Regions from separate parts of the Homo sapiens genome. Here region 1 is linked to region 2. A link is a loop called in an ENCODE intact Hi-C map of the cell type or tissue named here. Cell type or tissue: mammary epithelial cell. All regions are shown on one strand.

Region 1 (8,000 bases), 120 kb before region 2:
AAGCCAGGCACTGGGAGCTGTGCACAAAAGCTGCCAAGAAACAGCTCCCTGGGTACCACTGTTCACCCTTCTATCCAGTGTGGGAGGCAGCTTTGGGCCAGCACAGCTAGATCCTTGGCACTGCCCTGCAGCCAGCCCCAGGTAGATGTGGTGTCTGAAGCAGGGCCAGGGGAGGCTCACTCACAGAGGGTGGTGCTGATGCTGCCAAAAATGTACTCGATCCCATGGACCTTATACAAGGCCTCCACCGCATCCTTGGCAAGATCGTACTGCAAGATGACATTGGCGGGGTGAAAGGCAGGGGCTCCCCGGGGCTCCCACACACTCCCCCACCCTCACCAGCTGGTGAGAAGCATGGATTTAGCAGTCCTGGAAGTTGAAGGTGGAGATGGCCCTTGTGAGAAGGGAGCACAGCATTTCCAGCTTTGAACTTGATCACACGTGAGAACAGCAAGCTCCCCCTACCCCACCCCCGCACCATGGGGTCAATCAGCCCAGACCCCTGCATTCAGAGTAACAACCTGAGCCCTCTGGGAGTATGACAGATATGGATTTTCCTGTGAAGCGGTCTCTTCTCCCCAGGCCCTAAGCAGCCAGTCTCACCAACTCCCTCTGATTTGAAACGGGCTCCAGCAATCGGCCGTAAGGGTACATAAGCATCTGAGAGTAGCTGTGGATGGAGATCAGAGCCTTGAAGTTGCCATGGGCTGTGATGAAGTTCACTATGGCAGCCACCTCCGGCTCCGACTGAGGGGAGGGCCCGTGATAAGTTTCTGAGCAGGGGTTGCTGTTAGAACCATTTCCTGGAAGTAAAATAAAGCCACCCAAAGAGTCAAATCCCCACGTGCGACACAGACGGTGCTCACAAAATACCTGTGTGTTCCCCTACATTTCCCAGCCTCCTTTGCAGTATGACTGAGGTCATGTGACTACTTTGACCAATGGAAAGGTGAGCAGAAATGACACGGCACTTCTGGGTTGAGATTGTTAAGAGCAAGTGTGACTTCTCCATGCTCTTTTCTGTCTGTGTGGCTGGAAGCAAAAAAAAAAAATTCTAGATAGAAACAGCCTCCTGGATCCCTCTCTCACTGCGGAAGAAAGCCGCCAAGGAGAGTCACCTGTTCATGTTGGACTTTGTGTGCATGAAAAACAAACTTTCATTGTGTTAAACCACTGAGATTGGGATGGATATTTGTTACTGCTGCATCCTCTAATCTAATATGTCAGAGGACTGCAGCCGCACCATACCCTGCAGTTCTGAAGCCCTGCAGGGAGCCCCCTCGGCTTGTCCTGTGGTCCCTTTAGGAAGGTGGGCCTGGCTCAGAAGTTGCATCCAGAGGAAACTGTAAGTCTCTGCCCCAACCCTGGCTTCCCCTAGTGAGCAGCAAATGCCTTTAGGCTGACCGTTCCTGGGTGTGCCATCAGTTGAGGGCTCAGACTCGGTGTCAGCTGAAGCTTTGCCACAGCCATGGCCCCAGGTGCGCCATGAACTTGGGGTCTGGGGATATGGGAAACCAATACGGGAGAATAGTTCCCCATAGTTGCCTGAGGCTGTTCTGGGAGCCAGAGGTGCAAAGAAGTCTTTGAAAATTCTTCTTGGGGACTTAAGATGAGGGAGAGAACAAAGAGGAGCAGGGCTTTTATTCTTTTCCCAAGTTTCATTTGTTTCCATTTCCCCCTGGACTCTTTGCCTTCGCCCCATCTCTGTCTTCCTCTTCTGCTCCTCCTCTGCTTTTCCCTTATTCCTGAGGGGAGGGTTGGGCTGTGCTGAGCTGGTCAAGACTTTGTAGGCTAAGGACACACTTGGAAGGAGTCATCCCAGTTTCTCCTCTCTCTCCTCTTCCCTGGAATGTTGGCACCGTCCAGAGATCAGGGATCGCCTCAACTTCTGAAGTCTCCTGAGGAGGCCACAGCATTCCTCTTGACTCCTGGGGCTGGGGGCTGGCCCATGGACCACTTCAGATGATGCTCTAGGAATGCAGCACACAGGTCCTCCCCAAGAATGCACAGGAGGCCAGGCACGGGTGGGAGGGATGGTCTACAGGTTACTCATTACACAGCCATTCAATTAAGGCAATAACAAAACCATAAACAAAATCATCCAGCCTGAGTCACCAACCCAGACACACACTCTTGCTGGCCCCAGGGAGGCCCAGGGAGCGCGCCCCTTCTCGGTTTGGTGGTCCTCACCTGGGATGGGGACCCTGGTTAGAAGGGGATGTGCCGGCAGAGCTAGGGGGTGAAAGGCAGCCCCCAGGCTGGAATCAGCCCATCTAACAGTGGCCTTGTTTGTTATGTCTGCCAGGAGCTCCTGCACCTGCTCCACTTGATGAATGACAAACAGCAACAGATGCGCAGAGCGGGGGGAGGTTGAAGGCTTTGTCTGCCTTTGCGGCCCACGCACAGAAAGCGGTTCCCCTGCCAACGACCAGGTGGCTTTGCCCAAATATGGAGAAACACTTTAGGCCATTAGTTCTGGTTTGAGCTAAGCAGAATAAACTAATCTTCCCCTGGCCAAATGGGAATTGGCTGCCTGCATCTCTGACGTTCACAGTCAAGGTCCTCTGAGTCCGCCTGTTTCACAAGTACCTGCTAATGGATTCATTAGCTATTTATTTTTCCTTCTCTAAAAATGTAATTTGTAGCAAGGGGAAATCTCTGGAAGGACATGGTAAATTATTAAAAGCAGTGATCTTTGAGTGGTGGGATTATGGGAGCTTTTTGCCCCCTCTGGGCTTTTTTCCATAATTGTTTTGTACACTGTGTGTATATGGATATTTTTTTTCCTGTGGTGAGACCCACAGAAGTTATTTTCTTTAAGAGGTAATTTATCTTTCTACTAGCCAGCCTATCTTGGGATCCATGGGTACTCACTCCAGTCAGTGCTGAGGGGCCACATGGATGCCCCCCCTGAGGCAAGCGTCTGTTCATTTGGAGGTGGAAATGCCTAATTTTGCATGGTCTTGTTCCATTACACAAGCAGTTACAACCCCCACGCTAGGGCCAGGGACCTCACTCTCAGTGCTTTGGGGCCATCCTTATTTTTCAGTGAGAACAGACCCCAAGAAGCCAGATTTTAAAAGCAATGGGCATCCAGATCTAAAATGTTCTATCTCATTGGTTGGGACACCAGCCTATAGGTCTGATTATCAACAGCAATGACACCGTCCCCTGTGGAGCCAAACCCTGAGCCCCCGGTGAAGTGCAGATGCCATGTCTGGGGGCCGAGGGCTGTGTCTGTTCTGGAATCTCTGTCATGACTGGACCCATCAAATTGTCCTGCCCATCAAATTGCTGTATTTCCAGGGTCCATGGACCTGTCTCTGAGCTTTCTGGAGGCCTCAATTTCCCAATCCCTGTGCCCCTTGCATGGTTAGGGAGATAATCAGGGAAGAACACCAAGGAACTCAGGAGAAAGCTGCCCCCTCCCCCTCACTGGGATCAGCCAGCTCTGCAGGTATGCACCAGGGTCATAAAGTAATGGGTCAAAAATAAAAATCAGGCTCAAGCCAGCCTTGTTGATAAAGAATTGGCTCAAGGCCAGGTGTGGTGGCTTATGCCTGTAATCCCAGCACTTTGGGTGGCCGAGGCGGCTGATTGACTTGAGCCCAAAAGTTCAAGATCAGCTGAGGGAACATGGTGAAACCACGTCTCTACAAAATTTTTTAAAAATACAAAAATTGGCTGGGCGCAGTGGCTCATGCCTGTAATTCCAGCATTTTGGGAGGCCGAGGTGAGTGGATCACCTGAAGTCAGGAGTTTGAGACCAGCCTGACCAATATGGGGAAATTCCATCTCTACTAAAAATACAAAAATTAGCCCAGCGTGGTGGTGGGCACCTGCAATCCCAGCTACTCAGGAGGCTGAGACAGGAGAATCATTTGAACCCAGGAGGCAGACATTGCAGTGAGCCAAGATCACGCCACTGCACTCCAGCCTGGGCAATGGAGCAAGACTCAGTCTCAAAACAAAAACAAAAATTAGCTGGGTGTGGTGGTGTGCACCTATGGTCCCGGCTACTTGGGAGGCTGAGGTGGGAGGATCACCTGAGCCCAGGAGGTCAAGGCTGCAGTGAGCCATGATCACACCACTGCACTCCAGCCTGGGTGACAGAGTGAGACCTTGTCTCAAAAAAAAGAAAACAAGAAAAAAAAGTGGTTAATTCTATTGGACACTTGAAACTATTGCCCTGGCCTCCCCAGAGGGCAGATTTCAGGTCCTAGCTCTCGGGGAAAGAGTTCAGAGGCATTTCTTCATGTTGTGCTCCCTTCAGGGCAGGGCTAGGGATATTTTAGGAGCACCATAAACTCTGGATTTTGAACAACAAGCAAGGCTACTTTGTACCTCCTTTAAGTCTTTCTCTGTCATATTTAGGATTTGACTCATGCAGTTAGTCCTCATTTCAGGAGCTGGGGCTCCCCTAACTGTTTCCCGTGAAGGTTTGGCACATGTGTACACTCAACACACACACACACAACCTCTCCCGTACCCACAGCCAGTCTGAGGTATGTGCTTGCCTGTCCCTGGCCGTGACTCATGCATATTAGCTGACTACATTGTCCCATGCCTCCCAAGTTGAGTCAACATAATCTGACTGAGTGGGAGAACCTGCCATGGGCCAACACCTCTTCTCCAACCCTGCCCCAGGACAGCAGGTTGCCATACCTCCAAAACCCGACTTCCAGTTCCTGTTGAGATCCACGCCGATGCAGAAGATTCCAGGTCTGATGGACTTGTTCTTCCGCCATAAGCGGTTCTGGGAAAGCCCAGGACAGGTGACCTCATTCACTGGGCCCATTCCCAGGGATGGGAGCCTCTGATATCCTGGCCTATGGGGGTAGGGGACCCTAGTGGGGCAGGGAGGAGCAAAGGGAAGGAATTGCCAGGACAGGATGGGGCTGGCATGGGGCTGGGCCAAAGATGCAGCTCAGATACTGTGCAGTTGAAGTCAGGGTCTAGGGAGAGGCCTGGGCACAGGCTGCCAATAGAGGCCTTCCCTGGGCAGCAAGAAAGAGGTCAGAGGGCAAGAGGCTGCAGGTGCAGTACCTGAGCAGCCCTCCTGCCCTTGGTGAGGGCTTCTGCAAAGAGGCTCTGAAGGGGCTGGTTCCCAAAGCACAGTGACCTTTTCTCCATCCCCCTAGAGCTGACCCCCTCCTTCCATCCTTCCCAGGTTCCCTCACCATGCTGTGGGTAAAAGCAAACCCATCAGGGTTTGTGACGAGCTCTATGAAGATGTCCATGGCATTCAGTATGTCTGTCAGGACACGGTCTTTGCCATAATCACTGACAATCTGCAAGAAAGAGTGAGGAGGGATGGGAGGCCCTACTGGGTCTCCTGGGAGGTGGCACAGGACATTTTCACAGCCAGTGGCTGCAGGAAGGGATGGCATGAAACCCCTGAGGTATATCTTTTATGCAGAACCAAAGGCTTGGATTTTAAACAACTAGAAGGCAGGGGATCAATGTGGGCTCCGTGCTGCAAAAGGTAAGAGTGCACGGTGGCTGCTCCAAAGGGCGGGATGGAGACAGCACCCTGAGTGTAACTGTTGAACTGAAGGTGCCCTTAAATAGTAAGTTCCTGCCCCCAGTTGCAGCCCCCATCGTGGGTGCACCTTGGCTACAGGTCCATGCTGACCTTATTGGCAGTCCAGATGCCGGTGGCATGGGTGATCCACTCCCGGGAGTGAATTCCAGTGTCAATCCAGATGGCTGGGTGCCGAGAACCTCCAGTGCTGAACTGAGAAAAAGAATCGGGCCCCAAACCGAGGTTTGAACTCAGACAGCTACTGTCTCTGGGCTACCTGGAAGGAGGTCCCTGAGGCATCCTCAGTGCCTGGGGCAGCTTTAAGCACTGGGTAAGAGGGTGTGTGTGCAGGTACCTGTCCATGTGCCCAAAAGTGCACACGTGTGAGGGCCTTTGAAAATATGGTGGTGCCATTGGCGAGCAAAGTGATCCATCCAGAAGCACAGAATTTCCCAGGATTGAAAGTATCTTAAGACCAGGGTTTCTCAAACTCTAATGGGCACATGAGTCTCCTGGGGATCTTATTCCAGTGCAGATTCTGACTTAGTAGGTCTGGGGAGGGGTCTGAGGTTTGGCATTTCTAATAAGCTCCCAGGTGATGTTGATGCTGCCATGCAGGGGCCGTGCTTTGAATAGCAAGGCTTCAGACAACATTAGAGAGAGAAGACCATGGCCCCTGGAGAAATGGAAGCAGGGACAGGTTAAGTCAAATCCCAAGTTAGGTGGGTCCACTTGGCTGCTCGGAGGAGCCCATCAGAGAATCGTTGAGAGCAGCAGCAGGCACCTGCCCTTCCTGACAGCTGATGCTAAACGCCCCGCAGGGTCCACACTCCCGGGTGCCCTTTTGGGCGCAAACTAAGAATTGCTTTCTGATGGGCTCTGCATTCACATCTCCTACTTCCTTCATGACCCAAGGAACTGCAGGGTCCTGAGTTGCTTGAATTCTGTTCCAGTGGCTCCTGTGAAGGGCTGGGAGGCTTCTCTATAGACTCAGGCATGTCTGTAGGGCTGTCTAAGCCAGATGACCTCATTAGCAAATGGGCCTTCTGTGTACCTCTCTTCCCATTGAACAGATGAAGCAACTGAGGTAATAGAACGCCAGCTCACCCACACTCACACCCCAAGTCCAGGGTGACAACTGCCAATCTGCAGCCCCAACTCCTTAGCCATCCTCCCACCTACTTCCTGACCAAGGACAGGCTAGGTCACCACACTGTCACCTCTTCATACTACAAGGGTGGATCTCTGAATGCCACAACCCCAAAGTTTATGGGTCACCTGGGGACAGGAGTAGACAAATTGTCCTTCTCCGCAAAACTCCCGCCCAGCCACTACCCCATATGAGATCAATCTTATGCCAGAGGCCCTCAAGGTAGAGTCTACAGGTTGACATTGTGGGCTTTTACCTTCAGGACAAGAATGGACTGGTTTTCAAAGCTGTTGCCAATCTGAATTTTTGAGACAATATCGGAATGCTCCATTACAAAGTTGTCAATCCAGCTATATATCTGAAAGGAAAGAAGTGTGTAAGATTGGCAGTTAAGCAGGAAGAGGGATGAACACTGGGGCCTCTCTGAATGTTCTCCCTGTCCCTTCCCACTCTCTTCAATGCTTTGGGTATTTAGACCCTCGAGGGTCTAAAAGAACCCAGATAAAGAATTGCAAAAATAGAGCACTCCCTCAGAGCTAAAGGAAGTGAGTTGTGATCTTGCTGGATTCCCAGGCTCCTTGCTCTGTGCAGAGCTATGCCTTTGCCTGGAAGAACAGTGTGTGCTGAGCCTGCTCAAATCCCCAGGCTTGACCCACATGGCTCTCTCTGGTTAGAAATTCTCTCTTGTCTCCATTCTTTGGCCCATTCAATCCGTTTGACAGATCTGACAGGCTTTGTAGTGTTGTTTTTATCTTCTCGCTCCTTTTAGACTGTAAGCCCCTTGAAGGCAGGGTTCTTGTTTTATTTATCTTTGGCATCAATAAATAGTGACAGACTGTATTATTTCATTCTCTTGTTCTTTCAATACATGTAATTGAATTAACAAATATATGAAAGAAAATGGATGCTCTATTGCATGACTTGTGAAGTGGGAAAAGCGATGATGATAATAGATGGATGGTATCAAGAAGGTCATGTCCTTTGACACGCAAAATGAGACGTGTGCCTTGAGTTCCTTTCTGGAGTGGGCATCCCTGCACCCTCTGTGTACATTCTCCTTTATAAACAAGTCACTTACCCTGGCTGGCTCTAACTGTGGTCATGAACTTTCTCCAAGTGAAGGCACCTCCCTTTTATTCTACAAACATGGCTGTCCAATGTGCCTGGCTTCCTGCCCCTCATATTATATACCCCAGCACCCATGGCTGGGGCCACTGAACACAAGGACTGGTCACGGGCTGAGAGCCCTAGGTCCCTAGCTGGAGGATTGGATATGTGTAAGAGTTAAAGAAAGAGGAAAGAAACACAAAATGTGGCTTCACAGTC
Region 2 (8,000 bases):
CAAGTTCCTGCAAAGGACATGATCTCATTCTTTTTTCTGGCTGCATAGTATTCCATGGTGTATATGCACCACATTTTCTTTATCCAGTCTGCCACTGATGGGCATTTAGGTTGATTTTGTGTCTTTGCTATTGTGAATAGTGCTGCAATGAGCATGCAAATGCATGTCTTTATGATAAATGATTTCTATTCCTTTGGGTATATACCCAATAATGGGATTGCTGGGTTGAATGGTAGTTCTGTTTTTAGCTCTTTGAAGAATCGCCACAGTGCTTTCTACAATGGTCGAACTAATTTACACTCCCACCAACAATGTATAAGTGTTCCTTTTTCTCCACAACTTTGCCAGCATCTGTTATTTTTTGACTTTTTAGTAATAGCCATTCTGACTGGTGTGAGATGGTATCTCATTGTAGCTTTGATTTGCATTTCTCTAATGGTCAGTGATGCTGAGCTTTTTTTCATATGCTTGTTGCCTACATGTAGGTCCTCTTTTGAGAAGTGTCTGTTCATGTCCTTTGCCCACTTTTTAATGGGTTTTTTTTTCTTGTAAATTTGTATAAGTTCTTTATAGATGCCGGATATTAGACCTTTGTCAGATGCATAGTTTGCAAAATTTTTCTCCTATTCTGTAGGTTGTCTGTTTATTGATAGTTTCTTTTGCTGTGCAGGAGCTCTTTAATTTAATTAGATCCCATTGTCAATTTATTTCTTTTCTTTGTTAATCAATAAGGCTTCCAGTCAATGTCATTTTTTGTTTTTGTTGCAATTGCTTTTGGCATCTTCATCACGAAACCTTTGCCCGTTTCAACATCCAGAATGGTATTGACTAGGTTGTCTTCCAGAGTTCTTACAGTCTGGGATTTTACACTGAAGTCTTTAACCCGTCTTGAGTTGATTTTTGTATATGGTGTAAGGAAAGGGTCCAGTTTCAATCTTCTGCATATGGTTAGTCAGTTCTCCCAGCACCATTTATTAAATAGAGGGTCCTTTCCCCATTGCTTGTTTTTGTCAGCTTTGTCGAAGATTAGATGGCTGTAGGTATGTGGCCTTATTTCTGGGCTCTCTATTCTGTTCCATGGGTCTATGTATCTGTCTTTGTAAGTACCATGCTGTTTTGGTTACTGTAGACCTGTAGTATAAAGTCAGGTAGCATGATGCCTCCAGCTTTGTTCTCTTTGCTTAGGGTTGCCTTAGCTATTCAGGCTCTTTTTTGGTTCAATATGAATTTTAAAACAGTTTTTTGCTAATTCTGTGAAGAATGTCATCAGTAGTTTGACAGGAATAGCATTAAATCTATAAATTGCTTTGGGCAGTATGGCCATCTTAACAATGTTAATTCTTGCTATCCATGAACTTGGAATGTTTTTCCATTTGTTTGTGTCATCTCTGATTTCTTTGAGCTGTATTTTGTAGTTCTCATTGTAGAGATCTTTCACCTCCCTGGTTAGGTGTATTTCTAGGTATTTTATTCTTTCTGTGGCAATTGTGAATGGGATTGCATTCCTGATTGGCTCTCAGATTGACTGTTGTTGGTGTATAGGAATGCTACTGATTTTTTGTACATTGATTTTGTATCCCAAGACTTTGCTGAAGTTGTTTATCAGCTTAAGGAGCTTTTGAGCTGAGACCATGGGGTTTTCTAGACATAGGATCATGTCACCTGCAAACAGGGATATTTTGACTTACTCTCTTTCTATGTGGATGCCCATTATTTCTTTCTCTTGCCTGATTGCTCTGGCCAGGACTTCCAATACTATATTGAATAGGAGTGATGAGAGAGGTCATAGAGAAAAATCTACCAAGCAAACAGAAAACAGAAAAAAGCAGAGGTTGCAATCCTAACTTCAGACAAAACAGACTTTAAACCAGCAAAGATCAAAAAGACAAAGATGGGCATTACATATTGGTAAAGGGTTAAATTCAACAAGAAGACCTAACTCTCTTAAATATATATGCGCCCAACATAGGAGCACCCAGATTCATAAAGTAAGTTCTTAGAGACCTTCAAAGAGACTTAGACTCCCACACAATAATAGCGGGGAATTTTAACACTCCACTGACAGTATTGGATCACCCAGGCAAAAAATTAACAGAGATATTCAGAACCTAAACTCAGCACAGGATCAAACAGACCTGATAGACATCTACGGAACTCTCTACCCCAAAAACAACAGAATATACATTCTTCTCATTGCCACATGGCACATACTCTAAATTCAATTACATAATCAGATGTAAAAGACTCCTCAGCAAATACAAAGGAACTGAAATCATAACAACCACTCTCTCAGACCACAGTGCAATTAAAATAGAATTCAAGACTAAGAAAATAGCTTAAAATTACACAATTGCATGGAAATTGAATAATCTGCTCCTGAATGATTTTTGGGTAAATAATGAAATTAAGCAGAAATCTAGAAGTTCTTTGAAACTAATGAGACCAAAGATACAACACACCAGAATCTCTGGGACACAGCTAAGGCAATGTTAAGAGGAAAATGTATAGCACTAAATGCCCACATCAAAAAGTTAGAAAGATCTCAGTTTAACAACCTAACATCACAACTAAAAGAACTAGAGAACCAAGAGTAAATCAACCCCAAAGCTAGCAGAAGACAACAAATAACCAAAATCAAAGCTAAGCTGAAGGATATTGAGACTTGAAAAACCAAAAAAGATCCAAATAAAAGAAATTAGAAAAGGCAAAGGGGATATTACCACCGACGCCACAGAAATACAAACAACAATCAGAGAATATTATGAACACCTCTGTGTACACAAACTAGAAAATCTAGAAGAAATAGATAAATTCCTGGACACATACACCCTCCCAAGACCGAACCAGGAAGAAATTGGATCCCTGAACAGACCAATAACTAGCTCTGAAATTGAATCAGTGATAAATAGACTACCAACCAAAAAAAGCCCAGGACCAGATGGATTCACAGCCAGATTCTACCAGATGTACAAAGAAGAGCTGGTCCATTCCTACTGAAATTATTCCAAAAAATTGAGGAGGAGGGACTCCTCCCTAATTCATTCTATGAGGCCAGCATCATACTGAAACCAAAACTTGGCAGAGAAACAACAAAAAACGAAACTTCAGGCCAGATGAACATCAATGCAAAAATCCTCAACAAAATACTGGCAAACCAAATCCAGCAACACACCAAAAAGCTTATCCACTACAATCAAGCAGGCTTTATCCCTGGGATGCAAGGTTAGTTTAACATATGCAAATCAGAAAATGTGATTCATTACATAAACAGAACTTAAAGACAAAAATTATATGGTCATCTCAATAGATGCAGAAAAGGCTTTTGATAAAATTCAGCACCCCTTCATATTAAAAACTCTCAATAAGCTAGGTATTAAAGGCACATATCTCAAATAATAAGAGTCATCTATGATAAACCTACAGCCAACATTATATACTGAATGGGCAAAAGCTAGACGCATTCCCCTTGAAACCCAGAATTAGACAAAAAAAATTTTAAGGAGCTTATAAAACAAAACATGTATTCAAAATGATTATTATTTTGGAAGGAAATACACCAAAAAGTTAACTCAGGGATTTGGCTATACAAATTGCTAAAAATTCTGTGTGGTAAACAGCAATTTTAATTTTCTTTTTTTATTATTTAAAAAAAATAGAGATGGGGTCTCACTATGTTGCTCAGGCTTGTTTCAAACTCCCGGCCTCAAATGATTCTTCTGCCTTAGCCTCCCAAAGTGTTGGGATTACAGGCATGAGCCACCACACTTGGCCAATTTTCTTCATTTTGTTTATAATTTAAGTAGAAAGAAAGTAAAGGTCAAATCTCCTACTGAAGTGATAAGGGAAACCACAGATTCACAGCATATTTTCTTATACATTGATTCCATCCTGGCTTGGCTTTCTAGCCTGGCTTTCCTTTTGATCTATGAGTTTGTGATTTGGGTTCACCCTAACAGTCCATTTTCCCACTCATCCATCATCTTTTGGGTTCCCCGGAGCCAACCACCCTGGTGGCTCTCTGCTGCCCCCTCCTGCCCCCAGCAGACAACCACTGTGTCAGTCCCCTGGTCCCAAGGTACACCGGGTTCCCGCCTTGTACCAAAGACAATCTTGAGTCTAAAATTCCATCATACAAATTCTTTTTTATATTAAGTCAGTTGGGAAGAACAAATAGATTCCACAAATAATTTGCTGTCTGCAACACCAAAATCCCTCCACGTATATTAACTATTTGTCCTGCTCAGGAGGAGGTAAATAGGGCCATCCATGGCCATGTTGTGAAGGTGTGTCTTTTCACCCTTAATCAGTGTGCTGCTCATGATGATCTCAGTCCCAGATCTATGAATGAGTTCTTCATTTATGGCGTTCCTACTGTGTAACAGGCACTGTTAAGTCATAGAGCCCTGAAGATGAGTAAGAGATTGTATCTGCCTGGAGCTCAATGTCTAGACCACAGCTGTACAGTGGAATGTTCTATATCTACACTCCCCAATGCTGTAGCCACCAGCCACTTGTGGCTATGGAGTACCTGAAATGTGCAAGTGTGACTGGTCACACTAGTGACGTTTTAAATTAATTTTAACTTACATTTAAAAACTGAAGCAGAGTGAAATATTTTTCCTTTAAATGCATACATACCTTATTGTTTTGGTAGGACAACATTTTAACTGTTGAAAATTTAGCACTCAAATTGAAATATGCTGTAAGTAGAACACACACCAGATTTAAAAGACTTAGTGTGGAAATTAGAATGTAAAATATCTCATTAATAATTTTTATATCCATTACATGTTCACATGATAATATTTTGGATATATTGGGTTAATAAAATATAGTATTAAAATTAATTGCACCTGCTCTTTTTAAAATGTAGTTACTAGAAAATTTAAAGTTACATATGTAGCTTGCAATAAATTTCTATTGGAGAGCATTGGTCTAGAGGGAAAAAAATGATATCTGCACAGTCTACTTGTATCATAATAGGTTCCTGGAAATGCATAGGAAAGCCTAATGCATAAAAATTAAACAATAGGGCCGGGCGCAGTGGCTCACACCTGTAATCCCAGCACTTTGGGAGGCCGAGGCCAGTGGATCACCTTAGGTCAGGAGTTTAAGACCAGCATGGCCAACATGGCGAAACCCCATCCCTACTAAAAATACAAAAATCAGCCGGGTGCAGTGGCGCATGCCTGTAATCCCAGCTACTCGGGAGGCTGAGGCAAGAGAATCACTTGAACCCAGAAGGCGGAGGTTGCGGTGAGCCAAGATCAAGCCACCACACTCCAGCCTGGGCTACAGAGCGAGACTCCATCTCAAAAAAATAAATAAATAAAAATAAACAATAGACTTACCTGATATAACAGGGTGAGGTAGTTGCTTCTCAAGAGCTAGACAAAAATCATAAAATTCCCAGTTTCAACCAGCATTAAATAATAACCTTTTATCTCAACTGTAAAAGTAATTCACGTGGCATATTGACAATTACAATATTATAGACATTACTAAGAAAGTTAAAATATTCCTAGAGATAATTAACAGTTTGATCTATATAAAGGCATATTGTTGTTATTGGTTACTTTTTTTTTCTTTCTTTTTTTTTTTTTTTTTTGAGACAGAGTCTTGCTCTGTCGCCAGGCTGGAGGGCAGTGGCACGATCTCAGCTCACTGCAACCTCCACCTCCCTGGTTCAAGTGATTCTCCTGACTCAGCCTCCTGAGTAGCTGGGATTACAGGCGCCCACCATCACACCCAGCTAATTTTTGTATTTTTAGTAAAGATGGGGTTTTACCATGTTGGTTATTTTTCTCTGTGTGGGATTACACTGTATTTTGGGGAGAGCTCAATTGTATTCCACTATGTGAGTATACTGTATTTAACCAATCCCTTATTTACTGCACTCAATTTTTCACTATTTCAAAGTATCTTAAAAAGAATATTCATGTATATGCTGTTAAATAAAATTTGTGGGAGGTCCTTGTTTTGGACTGAGCTCCTGCCCTAGGCCCCAACAGACCAGACCAAACCAGAATGGCGTCACTCATGCTAGGTGCCACATAATCAAACTAAATTTAGAAACCAGCTGGTTTTCCAAAGAACAAGAGATTCACAGCATTTAATCCAAAGGGGCCAGTCAACCTGAGTTGGCATGATATGAAAATCCCCTCTGCTTTAACCCTATAAGGAAAGTAACTTTGAAATGATCAATGCACTTTTTCCTCCTTGTTTTTGCTCTTTTCAGCCTTTTTCTGCCTACATAACCAACCCTCTCTGCTTGGCTCTCACCAAAGCACCTTTCTGTTTCATAGATGAGATGCTGCCCAATTCATAAATCACTAATAAAAGCCGATCAGATTTTTAAAGCTCTATTTGGTGAAATATTGTTCCTTGACAGTACCTTTGTGTGCTTTTATTTTTTTCTGCTTCTAAAATAATATTTTCATAGTAAAACCATTCAAACATCACTGAAAAATATAACCCCCCAAAAAATGATTATTGTCCCCCTCTCCTGTCTCAATCTGTACCTCTGATGATAGCAGTTGGGGCTGGGCACGGTGGCTCACACCTGCAATCCCAGCACTTTGGGAGGCCTAGGTTAGTGGATCACCTGAGGTCAGGAGTTCGAGACCAGCCTAACCAATATGGTGAAACCCTGTCTCTACTAAAAATACAAAAATTAGCCTGGCGTGGTGGCGTGCGCCTGTAGTCCCAGCTACTCAAGAGACTGAGACAGAATTTCTTGAACACAGGAGGTGGAGGTTGCAGTGAGCCCAGATCGTGCCACTGCACTCCAGCCTGGGCGACAGAGTGAGACTTCATCTCTAAATAGATAGATAGATGATAGATAGATAGAGAGATAGATAGATAGATAGATAGGTAGATAGATAGATAAATAGCAGTTGGAAGTATATTTCACCAGAATTTTTTTCTGTGTATATATTAACCAGCTTATCCTTTTAAAATAGACTATACATATGGTCCAATTTACTTTTTAACTTAAAAATATTTGGACACCTTTCCATGTCAATACATATACTTAGGCTACCAATAAATTATCATCAATAAGAAACCAGTTAAATTATGTTATAGCTGTACAATGGTACTATGCAGCCATTAAAAAGAAACGCGATAGATCTTTTTTACTTTTGTTTTTAGAGACAGGGCTTCACTCTGTTATCCAGGCTGGAATGCAGTGATGTTGATCATAACTCACTGCAGCCTCCAACTCCTGGGCTCAAGTGATCCTCCTGCCTCAGCCTCCCAAATACTTGGGACTACAGGCGTGCATCATCACACCCAGCTAATTTTTGTATTTTTTGTAGAGATGGGGTATTGCCATGTTACCCAGGCTAGTCTCAAACTCCTGGACTCAACCAATCCTCCTGCCTTGGCCTCCCAAAAAAGTGCTGGAATTACAGGCATCAACCACAATGCCCAGCTGAGATAGATCTTTATGAACTAACATTGAATGATGTATAAAATATATTTGTAAGGAAAAAAAGGCAAGCTGTTGAATAGTGTATGTTACAGTTTAACTTTTGTAGAAGAAAAAATATTTATCCAGTTATCCTTGGATCTCAAATCTATTTCTAAATTGAGACACCAAGAGATAAAGTTTGAGAACTGAATTCAGATAGTGAAGGATATTAGTTTTTGCAATGTATTCAGCTTATACGTTTTAAATAGCACATAGTGAGCATTTGGATGAGGATAAATTGTATCTCAAAATATTTATCTGAATCTAGTTATAAGATTTGGAAAGCTTAAATTCATATTACTGCATGTATTTATGTACAAAAATGGTCCGGAAATAATATGCATTAAACTGTTAGTAGTAATTATATTTGGGGGTGGAATTTTCTTTCTAATTTAACATAACCATTTTATTTGAATTTCTTACAATGCACATGGGTGCTTCTAATCAGAAAACAACATAACACAAATGTCAGTTTTGAAAAACAGACTCAGAATCTGGAAACCTAAGCACAGACAATACTATAGTG

Evidence for each region. Peaks named below come from ENCODE experiments on the same cell type or tissue, not always from the same donor. Only the 100,000 strongest peaks of a DNase experiment are listed, where the experiment ranks them.
Region 1: it touches region 2 in a loop (5-fold over the local background); 6 of 110 quality-filtered maps call a loop at or near these places.

The regions. Positions count from the first base shown.
Region 1 is chr7:130,360,175-130,368,174 of GRCh38, reverse strand. It overlaps CPA5 (carboxypeptidase A5), which reads right to left. Exons shown (of 13, transcript NM_080385.5): 7 at 6,931-7,032; 8 at 5,636-5,737; 9 at 5,181-5,291; 10 at 4,666-4,756; 11 at 604-803; 12 at 185-269. LOC105375504 (a long non-coding RNA gene) reads left to right here and starts at 1,048. Exons shown (of 2, transcript NR_133928.1): 1 at 1,048-1,345; 2 at 2,306-2,525. RefSeq lists a silencer at 2,068-2,117 and an enhancer at 2,188-2,689. In mammary epithelial cell, no CTCF peak of the experiment used is centred here; DNase peaks (open chromatin) are centred at 2,074 and 4,514; H3K27ac peaks cover 1,271 bases.
Region 2 is chr7:130,238,759-130,246,758 of GRCh38, reverse strand. No RefSeq gene overlaps it. Among named protein-coding and RNA genes, the nearest start is that of CPA2, 24 kb to the left of the region's middle. In mammary epithelial cell, a CTCF peak has its summit at 4,026 (motif pointing left); DNase peaks (open chromatin) are centred at 3,098 and 4,378; H3K27ac peaks cover 1,857 bases.